2 separate regions of the Mus musculus genome follow, and region 1 is linked to region 2. A link is a loop called in an ENCODE intact Hi-C map of the cell type or tissue named here. Cell type or tissue: left cerebral cortex. All regions are shown on one strand. Links, peaks and the distances in the headings refer to the core of each region. The heading gives the core; the rest is flanking DNA.

Region 1 (2,920 bases), core at 174-2,673, 380 kb before region 2:
GGTTCCCAGCACCCACACGGTGGCTTACGGCATCTGTAACTCCAGCTCCAGGGGAATCTGAGTCCCTCTTCAGACCTCTGGGACTAGACATGTACTGTCCGCATAAACACAAAATCCAAGAAATTCTAAATTGTGAGGCACATGGCTTGTGAGCAAACAGTCTTGTGCTGGGTAGTGTGCAGCCCCACAGTCCTTGCCCTCAGGAGGTGGAGGTCAGACGATCAGGACTTCAAGGTCATTCTCAGCTACATAGCAAGTTCAAGGCCAGCCTGGGCTACATGAGACCCTGTCTCAATAATACTCAAAGAACCTTTTGTTACTCTAAGTACAGGCTAACTTTCTTCCCTCTGCCCTTCCACTGGCTGCTTTGTTGAGTCTCAGTCTGCTGCCAGAGGGATTCCTTGAGGGTAGGATTTTAGGCCTCTCCTATTTTGTTTGGCTTTTGGAGTCTATAGGTAGTTTGTGGTATCTGACGTTGAACCCATGACATGAAAGGTACTCTGCCGCTGAACTACATACCTAGCCTTCCTGTTTTGAAACAGGATCTCATAGCACAGGCTTGTCCCAAACCAATGCTCTTTCTACATCTATGTCCCAAATACTGAGATTACAGGCATGTAACAGTGCTCGGTTAGGACAGGAATGGAACGCAACGTTTAAGTAGCTAGCACTGTGCTTAGTATATTGTGTTTTGGAGAGAACTCAACTGCCAGGTTTTGTCAGCCTCTTTAACCCTGGCCTTGTTGCTTACACAGTGCCTTATCTATCTAACGGGTGCGGGGAACAGTGTAGTTAGATTCTTTGCCAAGTGCACAATAATTATAACAACTGTTAGTTATATTCAGTGTCTTAAGTGAAAGCTTCAGCAAACAGCTTTGCATATGTGAGGGTAAGTGCACGTGTGCACACGCCTGTGTAGCTGAGTTTCGGTACAAACACCTGCAGTTTCATAACTGGTGGCTGATACCAATCGGAAAATATTTACATTTTAAATATTTTGGTTTATTTATAGTCTGGAGATCAAATGTAAGGCCTTGCACATCACGTACACACTTTACTACTGAGCTAACTCTGTTTAATTTTTTTTTTTTTTTTTTAATTTATGTGAGTACACTGGAGCTGTCTTCAGACACACCAGAAGAGGGCGTCAGATCTCACTCTCACTGTTACTCAGGCATAACTATTCCAATGCCTTGTTTTGTGGAGGATCTCACTGTAGCCCTGGCTGGCCTGGAATTCACAGCAGTCTACCTGCCTCTGACTCCCTTTTACCAGGATTAAAAGTCTGTACACACTCTAGCCTCTCTTTTTAAAAACAATATATCCAAGCCCTTTAAATTAAGTTTGGGGTGAGTTTTCTTAAACTATAGTATGTGTAAATTGCTCAAATTTAGACTCAGTTTTTTACTTTTTTTTCTCCATTTGTTTATTTTTGTATACTTGTATGTGTGGGGCACACATGTGAGTCAGGACAACTTGTGGGATTTCGTTCTCTCTGTTTACTGGGCGGGTCCTTAGGATCAAGGCTTGGCCACAAATGACCCTGTGCACTGAACCCTCTCACCCCCTTAGATTCCCATTTATAAGCTGTGACTAACAAAGCTGCAGTAGCTTTGTTAACTTGTACTCATTAGACAATGATGTCACAAATGTCCCCCACATACTGTGTGCACCCTCCTCTATGTGTCGATGGAGAATCCTAGAAGAAACTCGATGTTCCAAAAAGAACCTGGCAGCCAATGTTCTCACAAACCGTACAGTGGTTTCTTCCCTCTGTAGTTGGGTCTGGGTTTTCTGTGTGCGGATTTTTTTTTTCCCCTTCCTATTGGTAGGTTACTTGTTTTTATGTATCGATTACTTTGTTTCTCTAATGATAAGATGCTACCACTTGGGCTAGAGAGATGGTTCAACAGTAAAGAACACTCACTGATCTTCCAGGGTCCTGGGTCCAAGTCTCAGAGCACCAAGGCACATACAAGTGGTGGATGGCATATATGTATGTATATGTCTGCATACCTGCAAGCTAAACAACCAACGCGGAAACATACTAGCATTCACTAGCATTCATGTGTACTTTGTATTACTTCCATTATTATTTTGATCCAGGGCCTCATGGAACCCAGTCTAGCTAGGTAGTTGGGGGTGAACTTGAACTTTGATCTCTCTGTCTCCACTACTCAGGTGCTAGGATCACAGGCGTGAGCCACCGGACCCCTCTTTTAAACAAACAAACAAAAAAAGATTTATCTGCCTTTATTTGTTTGTTTATTTATTTGTTTGTTTGTTTGTTTGTTTGTTTATCTGCCTTGATGGAATCTGACATCTGCAACTACTGTAAGGGTGAGCCAGCTGCCCACCTGTTGACAAGGTCTGAGCTCAGACTTGCTGGCTGTGCACATTCTGGGCTTTGGGCATTGACCATTTGTAGGAATCACATCTCTCCTCATGAGAAGATTGCCATGTCGAGATACTGGATTTCCTCCCAGAAAAAAGTCCTGAGAGCATAGACGGGAAAATAATCTCTCGCATTTTTCTTTGAATTCTACAGACTGGCAACATACTTGCTTAACGCTAAGATCTGTGCAAGAAAGAAAAAATTTAATATATTCCTTGCCAACGAGTGGCGGGAAAACCCTTGTGGCTGAGATCTTAATGCTGCAAGAGCTGCTCTGCCGACAGAAAGATGTCTTAATGATCCTTCCGTATGTGGCCATTGTCCAAGAGAAGGTGTGTGGTTAAATAGCTGTAACTTTCTAATACGACGCTTTCACATCTAAAGACTAGCACACATGTATTAACTTTGAGCTGAGTCACGATATTTTTTCAGTATGTACAAGTGCTTGACTGTTTCCAAGTAGTAACTGCATATAGTTTTTCCTAAGTTGCTTTGAGCGGTCTCTTAAATGTTCCGTTAATATTT
Region 2 (2,920 bases), core at 258-2,757:
ACAAGTGATTTTCATCTGGCTTGAGTTCACTGATGAAATAATCCCACCTTAAATTAAAAGTACAACCAGGCAGCACATACGTTAAGGTTGGGAGCTCTAAGGGAGATAGTTTAAGTGTCTGGGACCAAAGGGTCCCAAACCAACCCCATCTTGTTAAAATGTACAGAAATGTACTAGACCTAGCTTAAGTTGGGATAGAGAATTTCAGCACCTAATTTCTTTTGTTGTTTATGGTTTATTCACTTTTTATGTGTTGAGTGCCTGTATTTATGTATGTGCTTTATTGCATGCAGATATTGCTGGAGGTCAGAAGATGGTGTAGGGTCCTTTAAAACTGGAGTCACAAATACTTGTGCACTGCCGTATGGGTTCTGTGAAATAAACCCAAGCCCTCTGTAAGAGCAGCAAGTGCTCTCAACTGTTAAGCCGTCTCTCCAGCCTTTGGTGGTGGTGTATTTTCTTTTGCTTTTCAAGAAAGGCTCTCTTGCAGCCTAAGGTGACCTGGATTTAGACTAGCCTCGAACTCCTGATCTTTCTGCCTCTACTTCTTGAGTGTGGTGGCATCATATGCATGGGCCCAATTCAGCACCCATTTCATTCTTTTGCTCTACAGACCAGCTTCTACATTTCCAGTTACTGGTTTATATCTTTATCTCTATCTATCTATCTATCTATCTATCTATCTATCTATCTACCTACCTACCTACCTACCTACCTACCTACCTACCTACCTACCTATCTATCTATCTATATCCCTAAACGAAAATCTCAATGCTCCAATCTGAGAGCAACACACACACACACGCTTATTTTGTTCCGGTAGCCCAGGGCGAGTGCTAATAGGTTTGAATACCATGGATAGCTACTGAAATATTAAGAATATGAACTTAATTCGATATACCTCACTCACGCAGCTAAGCCTCTATAGAGTATAAGCCTTTGGGTGTGTGCGACAAAATCACGTAAGTTCTCAAAGGGAAGACGCAAAACCAATAATTAACTTAGCCGAGTCACAAACTGAACCGGTCCTTGCAGCCAGTTTTCGCCCGCCTTGTCTAGTGTGGGTATTGTCGCCAGCAGCTGCTGACGCCTCACAGGAGTGCTACGTGGCGTCCTCGCGGTCACCGCTCTCCTTCCCCGACGGAGACGCCCAGCTCGACTTCCCCTTGATCTACCGCCAAGCGGATGCATCCTGAAGTTTAGGCGCCTCCTCACGCCGCGCGGCTGAATCCTTACCTCCGGCCAGACTAGCCTACCGGAGTGGCTGCTCCCGGAAGTGCTGTCCCGCGGGGTGGGAGGAGCGAGCCGCTGCTCCCGGAAGTGCCGGCTGGCCGGGTGGGCGTGGCGAGTTGCCGCACCCGGAAGTGCCGGCCCGCAGGCGGGGCTGCGGCTGCCACGTTGGAGCGGAGCGTGGAGGTGGCCCTGGGCCGCGGAGGAGGGGCGGCGGCGGCGGATCCGGGGAGAGGCCGACGCTCGCCGGCTAACGCAGGACAGGTCGCTGAGGTCCGCCAGGTGTGTCCGCCGTTTGTTTCCTGCCCCTCGCCAGGTTCGGTGTCCGCTGCCGAGGCCCGAGGCCCGTTCTCCGCTGACGGCGCGCCCCCGTCTCGTTTCGGCCCCGCCGGGACAACGCCTGGAGTCGCAGCAGGCGGGTGATCGTGCCGGTCATCCTCTGCCGACGTTTCCAGGCTGCCCTGCTCGGGAGTGAGTTTGAGGTTAACCTTTCAGTCCCTGTGCACAAAGTGGTGCGATCCCCAAGGGCATGGAAGGGAAACAGACCTCGGGATGATTTCTTTGACTTCACCTAGGTTGAGATTTTTGTGTTAAGTTGTGTTTGAACTGTTGCCAGATTTAAAGGACCATAGATTTGAAAGGAAGGCTACTGTCGTTTAACTAGGACTGTATTATTTAGCGACAGCAGTCGCTAATCACAGCCGGTGCTTCAAAAGCATATGATTTTGCTGCTGTTGTATTAAATTACATTGTGAGGCAGTTGTAAAATAACTGCCTGGACTTGTGGGCATGTAAACTTTTTCTGTGAGCTCGTAGAACTAATTCTGCAGGTCTTCCTGGAAGTTGCAAGAGTTTTTTTGATAGTTCCTCCAAATTGTTAAACTATACAAAGTTGAAACTTGGCTCTTTGTCTACAATTGTAACTCTTATATATATATATATATTTATATGTATAAATAAAATTAGAAGCTCGCTCATGTGACCGTATCCTCTATATCCTGATTATTCAGGAGTTGGATAAAATGTACTGCCCTTTTAAGTAATTCTGTCCTTGTTTCTCTTCGTTACAGCAAACCAAGAAAGGTTTGCAGGGAATAAGAACTTTTGGATAATTTCTATCTTAATTGTGAATGTTACACATTGTGGAGTCTGGAAATGTGAGATTTGCGATGAGATTTGGATTTCACTGGTAAATTTTGTAAACAGGTTTTTTTCCCCCCCTGAAACATGTAAGAGTAGAAAGATATTTGTGAACTGTTAAAGGCAATGGCTATCAGTCTTTTGGCATTTTCATCCCCCTTTGGAAGCATCGGGCTTTTCCTAGAAAAGCATGCGCACACTGTATGCACATACCTGGGTAGGATTTTCTGTGTAATTTCATGAGGTTCAAAAATCCCGCATTAAAGACTTGTCAAGTGATACAGCAAAATTAATTTCTTTTTGTTTCTCCCTCTCTTCTTCCCCGTTTCCTTCATTCTTTGAGATAGGGTCTCTTGTGGCCCGGAGTAGTCTCAGACTTATTGATTAGCTAAGGATGACCTTGAATTCTGACCCTCCTTCTCTAACCTCCGGAGCTGTGGGATTTCAGGCATCTACCATCACACTGGAAGTATTTTCTTTTATTGTAGATTAACTTCTTCTCCTAACATTTTATCTTGTAGATTTATAAGATAACATGCAGTTCTGCAAC

The links. A loop is a pair of places that touch in the nucleus more often than their neighbours do. Peaks named below come from ENCODE experiments on the same cell type or tissue, not always from the same donor. Only the 100,000 strongest peaks of a DNase experiment are listed, where the experiment ranks them.
Region 1: it touches region 2 in a loop (4-fold over the local background); 4 of 42 quality-filtered maps call a loop at or near these places.

The regions. Positions count from the first base shown.
Region 1 is chr5:100,792,471-100,795,390 of GRCm38, reverse strand. It overlaps Helq (helicase, POLQ-like), which reads left to right. Exons shown (of 18, transcript NM_001081107.1): 3 at 2,549-2,727. Among named protein-coding and RNA genes, the nearest start is that of Helq, 4.7 kb to the left of the region's middle. In left cerebral cortex, for the core only: a CTCF peak has its summit at 1,154 (motif pointing right); no DNase peak of the experiment used is centred there.
Region 2 is chr5:100,414,695-100,417,614 of GRCm38, reverse strand. It overlaps Sec31a (Sec31 homolog A (S. cerevisiae)), which reads left to right and starts at 1,381. Exons shown (of 28, transcript NM_026969.1): 1 at 1,381-1,512. In left cerebral cortex, for the core only: a CTCF peak has its summit at 1,207; a DNase peak (open chromatin) is centred at 1,269; H3K4me3 peaks cover 2,365 bases; H3K27ac peaks cover 1,145 bases.